Regions from separate parts of the Homo sapiens genome. Here region 1 is linked to region 2. Evidence: read pairs that join two places in POLR2A ChIA-PET (ENCODE). Cell type or tissue: PC-3. All regions are shown on one strand. Each heading gives the region's core, and the rest is flanking DNA. Links, peaks and the distances in the headings are about the cores only. Region 1 overlaps CFAP20DC-DT (CFAP20DC divergent transcript). Region 2 overlaps CFAP20DC-DT (CFAP20DC divergent transcript).

Region 1 (5,385 bases), core at 324-5,323, 140 kb before region 2:
GTTCCCATTTTATGAGTGGAAATTGTTTTAGGCCTGGCCTAAGATACTTGACCTTAAGGTGTCTTGGCCTTGAAGCAAAGCTCATTCTGCCTCCTGCACAGCACCTCAACATCCAGGGGTTGAACAACTCAGATGTGGAGAACCTGCCAAGAAACACAGATTCCTGGGCCTTTATCCAGACCTGCTAAGTCATCATGTAGGAGACAGAGCCCAGAAATCTGTGTTTTTAACAAGTGGTCAGCAGGCAATTCTGACAATGGCTGTTTGGGATCCTGTCCTCACCTAATTAATACAGACCTGAATTGGCTTGTTTCTAGGTAAGATTTGTGTCTATAACAGACACTCTTAAGAGACCATGCCACTGACCTCTGGTGACAAGGGCAGTAGCCAGAGACCACAGGAAATGTGAGAATCCAGAGTGACTGCAGGCATCAGCAGGGCTGCAGTCCATCTATTTTATATAATTCATCCCTATCAACAGGGCCTCTTGTAAAATGCTAATGGCAATCTAAAAGATTAGCAGTAAACAAACTTATATTTTATTTATTGCCATGACTCAAAAGATACTATTGATTCTAACTAAATGTCTGTTTTTATGTTCCGTCATTTTCAGGCATGAAAGTAACTTGAACAAATCCCAAGGCATAAGGAAATGGGTCTCGTTCTCTAGAACTCTGCGGCATTGGAAATGAAGCTAAGCAGATTTTATTACATCCTGCAATTCTGCAACCTTTTGCAAAGCGTTTTATTACACTTGTGGAAGCCATTGGGGTTATGTTTCAATCATGATGAATGACAGGCTAACTTCTAAACAATGGCATCAACAGCCTTTCCACACTTCCTTGGCTATGTACTCAGAATAGAACCTTTCCTAAATTGTCCCTTGGCCTGGATGGAAATAAAATGGTAGTTAAAATATTTAGCCTGTGCTAACCTAAAAATTGATATCTTACAGTCTCTGAAAGGCATAACTCAGGAAGTGGATCTCTTAGAACTAGTGTGCTTCCTATAAACCAAAGGTTTGTTGAGGCTAAGATTTAGAGTTTCCATTTTGGTAGGTAACATAATAGAACAAGAAATGTACAACCTTTCCTCGGTTATATTCTCTTCCTGCCTTCAGTGCAGAGAAGCAAAGCTCAAGAGCTTAAAATGGCAAAATCAGCTTCAGGAACAAAACAAGCATGTAATGCAGTGATGGGACCTTTCAGACTGAGCTGTTTGAGTGGCAGGAGTGTAAGGAGTGTTAGGAAGCAAGCCCCTTGCCCACAATAGTCAATTTCTTCAAGGAAAGATGACGGTAGTGGGCTCTTTCTTTCCTCTGTTATATTAATAAATGTGGGGATTAGAGTTTACACAGGAAAATAAAACACATCTATAGCACTGCTACAAAGAACAAAACCAGGATTTTTCTTTTTCACACAAAGACTCTGAGAATCTCTTTAGGCTTATGGGCCACTCCCAGACCCCAGTACCATCACCAACATGTGGTGTATCAGTTTCCTGTGTCTGCCATAGCAAATGACCACAAATGGAAATTTATTCTCTCACAGTTTTGGAGACCAGAAATCCAAAATCCAGCAAGGTCATGCTCCCTCCAGAGGTTCTGGGGCAGCACCCATTCCATGCCTCTTTCCTGGCTGCTGCTGGTGGCTGATGATCCTTGGCGTTCCTTGGAATCTTGCTGGTCTCTGTCTGATCTCACTTTCCTCCTCCTCGCTCTGTGTCTCTCTCCTCTGGGTGACTCTTATCAGAACACTTGTCATTGGATTCAGGGCCCGCTTGAATAATCCAGGCTGACGATCTCAATATCTTTAACTTCATTACATCTGCAAACTCCCTTTTTCCAAATAATGTCACATACACAGATTTCAGGGATTTGACGCAGACTTATCATTTTTGGGAGCCAACATTGAAACAGCGACTTCAGGCATTTGGCATTTGATGGTTTTGATCTGGTATAAGACAACAGACTGAGTAGAACTCAACGGCATCTTGTTTAAAATCTTATTATATGCCTTTGCCAAAGCCCTGTTTATTGGGAATGATTGTTGCTGCTTCCTTGAGACTGGAAAGCCCTCTAGTTCCCAAGCCTGGTCTAGGATGTTTCGCTCTTAGCTGAAGGTAAAAAGCACTGCAGTCTGAACAGGATGTGCTCAGTAGAGAAAATGCCAGTGAGAGAAGATGGCAAGTACTGGTAATCTTCCCTCTGCTAGAGGGTTACTGATTTGTGATCCAGAGAACAGCCCTAAAAGTAACAATTATTCTTATACCCAGGATGTCAAACACTGAACCTCTCTCAGGTTGTAATGGCAAATGTCACCAGAATGCCTGGCCCCTGCCTTCAGGGCTAATTCCACATTTCACTGTTTGACTTTGAATTGAAGAAATGAATCAACGCTTGGTCACGTGGAACAGTTAGTTGAGTCATATTGCAAGCCTACTTGCAGTTTTTCTTCCATTTTGTCTATGCAACTAAAATGCTGGGAGAGTTTCATTCCTACCTGTCAATCCATGGGTTTTCTCATTTCAGGCTCTTCCTGTAATTCTGGCATGGTTTGGAGGCTGTGGAGGCTGCAGGTGGGGAAGGCCAGCCTGAAACACTCTATTTCCATGCTGGCCCCATGAGGCCATTGTAAACACGAACTGTTTCCAGAGCCTTTTAGGAGATGTTTTTTCAGAGGTGTGTGAACCACAGCAACTCCATCTTGAGTAGGAGATCATTATTATATAGGGTAAAATGAGGCTGAAACCTACTGGGCTGCATTCCCAGACGGTTAAGGCACTCTAAGTTACAGGATGAGATTGGAGGTCGGCACAAGATACAGGTTATAAAGATCTTGCTGATAAACACAGGTTGCAGTAAGGAAGCCGGCTAAAACCCACCAAAGCCAAGATGGTAATGAGGGCGACCTCTGGTTGTCCTCACTGCTAACTCCCACCAGTGCCATGACAGTTTACAAATGCCATGGCAATGTCAGGAAGGTTCCCTATAAGGTCTAAAAAGGGGAGGCATGAATAATCCACCCCTTGTTTAGCATATCATCAAGAAATACCCATAAAAATGGGCAACCAGCAGCCCTCAGGGCTGCTCTGTGGAGTAACCATTCTTTATTCCTTTACTTTCCTAATAAAATTGCTTTCACTTTATGGACTCGCCCTGAATTCTTTACTGTGTGAGATCCAAGAACCCTCTCTTCGGGTCTGGATGGGGACTCCTTTCCTGTAGCAGTTTCAAGAACTAAACAAAGCCTAATGATACCAATATGGGAAAAGCCAATGATGACTCTGTTTGCTAAAGTGGGTCTGGTCTACATGGAGAAAATACCAAAAGCAATGAAAACCAATGCTTAATTCAGAACAATGTCCCTGGCAGAATCCTTCTTCTCTCTGATTTCTTCTTGGACACAAATACCCACTACTCTGTTTCTCTTTTGCACAGGGGCTGGAGTGTTGCTAATTTTATGGTGAGCAGTGGGTAACTGGATGTGTGCATGAACATCCATTTCCATTATCACATGTCTGTTGTGTTAGACAGAAACAGCATGGCAGCTACTCCCTCCTTGTACTGATGACATTCCGAAGAAGATTCTCCCGTTATCTTTGAGTTCTCACTTTTCCAACTCTCAGCTCATTCCTATTTTTATTGTTATACCTGTCACCAAAATCCACATGGTGGAAAAGAATGATCCTCCATTTTTGGCAAGGAGGTTTAAAGGATCTTCCTCCATGATTGCTTTCATCACAGTTGACCCAAAGCTATAGAACAATACTTTTAAACCCCCACCAATTCTTTCAGATGATGACCAGGAGCCATGTGTCTTACTGAACAGAAACCTCTACCATTCATCCTTCCCTGAATCCAACCTCCAGACTAAGGTCTGGGCATGTACCTCCTTCTTCTGGGTGTCTCCATCTGTTGAATGTCCTTGCTCAACATGCTGGTAAGAAGGAAATGAACTTTTGTTGAATATTTGCTGTAGATACATTTGTAAATGATGTCATTTAATTTATACAAGATCCTCATACAATGTACATGGGAATTTATGCCTAGAAAGATTTAGTAACTTGCTCAAGGTAACAAAGTTGGTAATGGGTGGATGTGAGATTTGAACTCGGGTGTAACCCCAAAACCCATGTTCTTTGAAGAGGAACTGGTAACCATGGACTCTCAGCAAATTTACCATTCCCAATTTCTCTCCTAAGTCTATTGAGTTGGCAAGTTGCTCCTTTGTGCTGATGTACAAAGACAAAGGGGGAGGAATGGTTAAAGAAAAGCAAGGGATATCCAAATATTCTCAAGGTGAAAACCTCCCTTTAGTCATGTAAGTGAGTGCAAATAATGGCATTTGTATACGATAATAACATATTGGTGGGGGCGGGGAGAGATGTTTCTAAACATGTTTACTTTTACCCTAAAGCAAATGTGTTAATCAAAGGGTTAATGATTACCTAACCTGGAAATAAAACAATGTAAAATAATTAAGATGTAACTTCTTAGTTATCAGAATAAAACCTGGGTCATTCCTACCTGGAATGACTATGACTACGACCAACAACCCTCAATCATTGTCACATCCATGTAGTTCACTTAGGCCCTGAAAATATCTTTATTACCTACTATGCATGGAACAGCGGTGAGGCAGCCCTGAAGGCATAACTGGAAAGTGGAGAGACTGCTAAGGTCTGCTTGTCTCCCCTCCGTAATTCCATGTTAAAACCTAATCACCAATGAGAGTGTTAAGAGGAGCAAGGGCCTGTGGGAAGTGATAAGACCATGATGGCAGAGTCTCTTAAAAAAGAGCCTCAGCAAGTGGCCTTGCCCCTTCCACCATGTGAGGACACAGTGAGAAGGCACTGTCTATGAACCAGGAAACAGGTGCTCACCAGACAAGTAATCTGCCGGCGCCATGATCTTGGGCTTCCCAGCCTCCAGAACTGTGAGAAATAATTTTCTGTTGTTTATAAGCCACCTAGTTTATGGTATTTTGTTATAGCAGCCTGAACAGGTTAAGAGAGTAACCGTGGAGGAATGGGAAGAGCAGGCCTAGTTTCAGTAAGAATATAGAGTCTATTCTAGGCACTGAGAAGATTTTTTTCTAAATCTATTCTTCCTCATCACATTGGATCCTCCTCATCATAATACTGGATACTACTGAAGAATATCTGTGTACCAGTCATTATGCTAAGAATTTTCAAAGCATTATTTAAATCTTTAAAAATTCTATGTTTCCTTCCTTTCTTCCTCCCTTTAAAAATTTTTTATTTAACAAATATTTATGCAACACCTATTGTATGCCAAATACTATATGTACTAGGTGCTGGTACTCAGTGCTGAGCAAAATCATCTGTAAGTAACTGTTACTCTCCTTCTATAGACAAGGAAAC
Region 2 (5,385 bases), core at 149-5,148:
ACAGATACAGACATAGACATGTAGACATCATTTAAGTCTAGATATCAACCTATAACAAACTAGTTTTTACAATGTAAGTATCATTTACCAAGAATCAGAGATCTGGAGCTACATCCAGTTTCAAGAGAGAAATTAATAATTGTAAAAACCTTCTGTCTTGAGACCACATCTTATGAGAACTTCCTTTAACATAAAGCACCTCTAGGAAGAGACCTTATTCCTGCCAACCATCCCTGGTTTGGTCAGAACACAAAAGATAGGAATATATTGAAATTAGGTGATCAAATCATGCCAAATATGACATAATAAAAACAGTTAAACAGGTTTCTGTCCTATACATCTTATCTTCTGAATGATTCTGGCTTGAGTTCATTTGGACTTTTCAACAAGACCCTGCACATTTCCATATTCCAACTTCTGCAAAAGTCAAAACCTGCCCTCGTCTCCCTCCAGCATCTGCTCTGCTGCCATTTCTGCTTTTCCCTGATGAGTGAATGAGGCATGCCAAGGAACCATGATGGAGAGGTCACTTAATTTTTGTTTGTAAAGCCAAATCTCCTGTGCTCCCCATAATTACCAATCAATTTTACATAAATAGCAAAATTAAGTCCCATTATTCTCATTTACCACAAAATTAGAGGAATTAATTAAACATGGAAAAAGTGCTGATGCCTGCCAAATCACTACTTCCAGTAGATAGAAATGAATTCAGAAATTGCACACAGGCAGGAAGAAAACTCAGCACAGCATCCAGAAACACAGCAAAGCATTGCAACTGAAAATATTGTTTAAATAATCCAGGTAAGTATGCACTAAAACGTTCCTGAGTTTCTCTCCTAAAGCTAGGACAAGGAAGACACATTCTTCCTTTAGAGATGAGATATGGTTTGGCTGTGTCCCCACCCAAATCTCATCTTGCACTGTAGCTCCTGTAATTCCCACGTGTTTTGGGAGGGACCCAGTGGGAGATAATTGAATCATGGGGGCGGTTCCCCCATACTATTCTCATGGTAGTGAATAAGTCTCAGGAGATCTGATGATTTTATAAGGGGTTTTCCCTTTCACTTGGCTCTCATTCTCTCTTGCCTGCCGCCATGTAAGACATGCCTTTAGCCTTCCACCATGATTTTGAGGCCTCCCCACCCACATGGAACTGTGAGTTCATTAACCCTCTTTATCTTTATAAATTACCTAGTCTCAGATATGTCTTTAACAGCAGCGTGAAAACAGACTAATACAAGACAACATCTGGCATCTTTACAATGCAAGGTGTCGGGTTCCTTTTCTGTTGTTATTTCAGGAAGGTGTTTGTTTGGTTTGGGTTTGAATAACCTATAAACCCAGAAGAGAAAGAAAACTGAAGACATGCTTTCCAATCCAAGTTTGTCAGAGGAACTTGCATTCGTGTGACTGTTGCTAATGAGTTCAGTTAAACTCCAGAAATCACACCACAGAAGCATCCATACTCTATATGAAAGATCATGTTGTGCTTAAGACCAAATTCCTGAAATAAATGAGGAGCAGATGGAGGAGAAGGGGTGAGGGTGGGTGTTTGGACTTTCACAATTTTGGGTATTGGGCTTAACAATGCTCAGATCTGTTAGAAAGTTTAGAAATGATGAGGCTAAAGATGGTGAAGTAGTTTCATAAACTAGAAAAGAAAGATTCAAACAGAAGACAAAAATGTTCTTCAAGGATTGTCTAAGAGTCCTTTGCAATTACTTCCATTATGAAACAATGAAATATATACTATTCCTTAAATAAACCCACCAAAATGATACCCCCTTTTAATGGTTGGACTATGGTAAAACAATCTTCATATCTTCCTTAATGAGATTTTTATTGCTTGTGTATATTTGTCTTGCACTGAATTTTTGCCTCGGGAACCCTGAATTATGTTACCTCAGGTTGTTCCTGGTAAGCATGCAAGCATCCACCCAATTTTTGCTGTGAAAATGGCTCCTTCTGGCAAAGTGAAAGCAATTGGAACTCAGTTTAATTAGCTGCCTTCTGTAAATATGCCATTATTCTTCTAGCTCTGTGCTGGAGTTATATTTACAAAGGGAACAGATAGCAATAATTATCTGGGGTTGTAGTTAGTCATTATTAGTTAATGCCTGAGCATAATTGAGAGGAAATTAAGACAAGTGTAGATTATGGGTACAAAACGGGATAAATAAGCATCTGTCAGAACATAAATTCTACCTATATTTTTGGGCATGGATGAGGAACTCAACTGCACAGAGAAGCAACAAGTTCCTCACCTGAAATCTATTTAACAAGAAGCATGTGCAATCTATATTGTCTAATTTTGAATAATTCACATTCTGGGCTTTCTGTTATAGATGTTCACTCTCAGACCAACTTTTCTTGGTGATGCAATATGCTTCTGAGCTACCTCTCTTTCCTTTGACTCAGGGGAACCCACAGAAGGCAAACTCAGTCTAATCACCCGGAGCCAAGAAAATAGAGGAGTCTGTCATTTTCAAAATACTCAATGTATCCCAAAGTCAAATCTAAAATGGGAATGAGTTAGGTATGTTCTGGCTTCCATTAGATTATTGCAAGTTGACTCGTTTTTAAAGTTTCAGCTTTAATATTGTTAACAGTCATTAGTGTAGGTAAATATGACTCATAAAGGTATTATAGCCTCTCCCTGTAGAAATTCTGGGGAACAGGTCATTTTGGGCAGGGCAGCCTTTGCTAGAGTCCAAACGCTAGAAGAAAACACCCAGCCCCACATCAGTTCCATAGTTTACAGGGAGGGGAGCAAAATCATACAGTGGGTGAAGAATATGGACTTTGGAGTCAGATGTGTCCAGACAATTGTTCAGGTTCCACTTCTTGCTAACTGTGAGATCTTGAACACATCAGTTAACTTCCTGGTTTCTTCATCTGAGAGATGGGGATGACATAGAACTTAATGATTAGAAGTACTGAATGAGATAAATCACATAAAGCACTCAGCACTGAGCCAGACACAAAAAAGGTGCTCACTTGGTTGGAACAGCTACAACTTCTGGTAATATTTCTACTCTACCATCATCTCCTGAGAGCTGTTTAAATCCACTAATATGCAGAGCAGGTTTTTGTTTCATATACAGCGACAAAGAAAAATCTGGGTTGGGGGAAGTACTAGGGGATGAAGCAGAAAGTGTTAGGTTTGTCTCTCAGCAGGCATCATGCACTGAGTTTGAGACTGTACAGTCATAGGGGTGACAGGCAGACAGAATCCTTGTGTCTTTTTTCTGTTTCATTTTGATTTATTTGTGTATTTATTTATTTTTTTACATGTGAGGCTTGGCAACATTTCAGCTCAAAGCAGAATCGCAGTTCCTAGGATAAATGGGGAGACTCCGGGTGTGAACAGGGTGGCCTTGAGGTCTGAGCGACAAAATGTGACAGGCTATGGAGGAGAGGCTCTTTTCACCACTTCATGGTGCCCCCCTATACTCTGTCACCCCTGCTGCTGACAGCCTGAGGAACACACAGAAGCAGACTTGTTGGAGTTGTCAAGGTGGATCCTGAAGACTGGAAGTTTCCACCCAGTGGTTGGGCACTAAGTGCTGGGAGAGCTGGGTGATGGGGGAGGCAAGTGGGGACAGCAGCTCACAGGTCATAGGTCTGTCTGGGTGCAGGTCAGAGGCACCATTGGGGGAAATACCTGGATGGCCAGTTTCTAATTATGGGGCAACAAATGATCATAGAATTTGATCATTTACTTTGTAGCATGCCTTTGAGTCATTATCATGGGCTCTGGGGATCTATGAATGCCAGGTTGGAGTTCATATACCTTGTAATAAGGTTAGCATTCATAAAAACATGCAGACCTTGTTAGGTGAAGCAAAAAGACTTCCCAACTTTCACCAAAATAGTGTTGTGCTATCTTTGCATTTATGCCTCTACTTTCAGCCAGAATTCCCCACATCTGGCCATCAACTCCTCTAAAGGGAGAAAAGGCTAAGATCCCCCATCAAGGACCAGTTCAGGAGGCCTGGCTTTTCATCTAGCTCCGGGTAGTGGCCTCATGGAGCACTGGGACCCCTGGGCTAAGGAGACCAGGGCAAATATCCAACTCAGTTTCTGCAGGTCTTGGTTTTGGGATATATTTTTGCATGTTTTACATCACAGAGATGAAATTCATCTCTAAACAACTACCCCCTTGGATAATATTTGAGATATTTTCAAACTTACAGAAAAATGTGACAAATAAATACAAAAATAATGTATTCTTCACCCAGATTAATGAATTTTAAAGAATTTATCTTGTAGATATTTATTAGTATTTTTTATGAACTACTGAGAGTAGGTTGCATATTTTATGTCCCTTAACCTCTTAATATTTCAGGGTATGCCTCCTAAGAATAAAGATGTTCTCTTACGTTACCACAGTGCATTTATCACATTCAGGAAATTTACCTTTGAGGTACCATTTTTATGTAACCTACAGTGCATTCTCTAACTTTGGCAATTGTTAGGATGATGCCCTTTGGCCAATATTTTCCCTTTAGTAAAGGTTCCAGTCTAGGATAATTTATTGTATTTTGTTTTTATGTCTGGAGTGGCTTTTGAGAGACTTAGAATCTCTGTTCATTTCCTAAAATCCTGACTCAAGGTGTCATTGGAGCCTTTAATCTGTGCTACATGTATGAAGCATTCTGATCCGTTTGGCATAGAGGTACACCATCTGTATTCTCCCTGGGCTGCCATGCTCATGCCGGTGGCCTTGTGTCTAGAGATCCCAGATGGGCTTCACATCAGTGCAGGATCTCTGCATTCACCTCACTGTAGGATGACAGAGATGAGATACAGAGTCCTAGTTTCTGTATTAGGGCAGATGTAGGAAAGGTCAGGTTAACAACAGTCATGAGGTAGTAACATCCACTGTCCCAAGATGCTGGGCTAAGATGTTAGAGGCCTCCCCCAACCCAATCCCCAAACCTACTGCTTCTAAGAAGACCCCAAACTAGACTGCTACCTTTGCCTTTTGTAGCCCTGTTATAGCGGGGCTGTTTTTTTCATGAAAGATTTGCAGGGAGGCAAGAAGTATCTGGTCCGCAGGGCCTGAAGTGGCCTGAGGACAGAGAGGCATGGGCAGGGCCATACAAAGGAAGTCATGGTGTCTGATATTCAATCCCAGTAATGTCCTGAGTGTCAGTACTGCCCTGCTCTGGGAGGAACACCATGGTATGGTGCTGGCAGTGCCAGACTAGTACCATGGAGGTTTCCAAGCTTTGGGGATCAGTCTCATTAGAAGAGCTGCATCCAGGCATACATGGAGACCATGATGCTGGTGGAAGAGCTCAGAAGATCTGCCAAAATGGGAACTCTCAGAAGATAAGGCCAGCCCCAAAAGCTACCCTGAGGTTAAGTGACAATGACTCA

The links. ChIA-PET counts read pairs that join two places held together with the same protein. Peaks named below come from ENCODE experiments on the same cell type or tissue, not always from the same donor. Only the 100,000 strongest peaks of a DNase experiment are listed, where the experiment ranks them.
Region 1: POLR2A ChIA-PET joins it to region 2 with 5 read pairs; 1 of 35 experiments calls an interaction of 5 or more read pairs at or near these places.

The regions. Positions count from the first base shown.
Region 1 is chr3:59,723,485-59,728,869 of GRCh38, reverse strand. All of the region lies in intron 6 of CFAP20DC-DT (CFAP20DC divergent transcript), which reads right to left. Among named protein-coding and RNA genes, the nearest start is that of CFAP20DC-DT, 640 kb to the right of the region's middle. In PC-3, for the core only: no CTCF peak of the experiment used is centred there; a DNase peak (open chromatin) is centred at 2,379.
Region 2 is chr3:59,578,473-59,583,857 of GRCh38, reverse strand. The region is part of intron 6 of CFAP20DC-DT (CFAP20DC divergent transcript); the gene reads right to left. Among named protein-coding and RNA genes, the nearest start is that of CFAP20DC-DT, 490 kb to the right of the region's middle. In PC-3, for the core only: no CTCF peak of the experiment used is centred there; a DNase peak (open chromatin) is centred at 2,677; H3K4me3 peaks cover 707 bases; H3K27ac peaks cover 1,354 bases.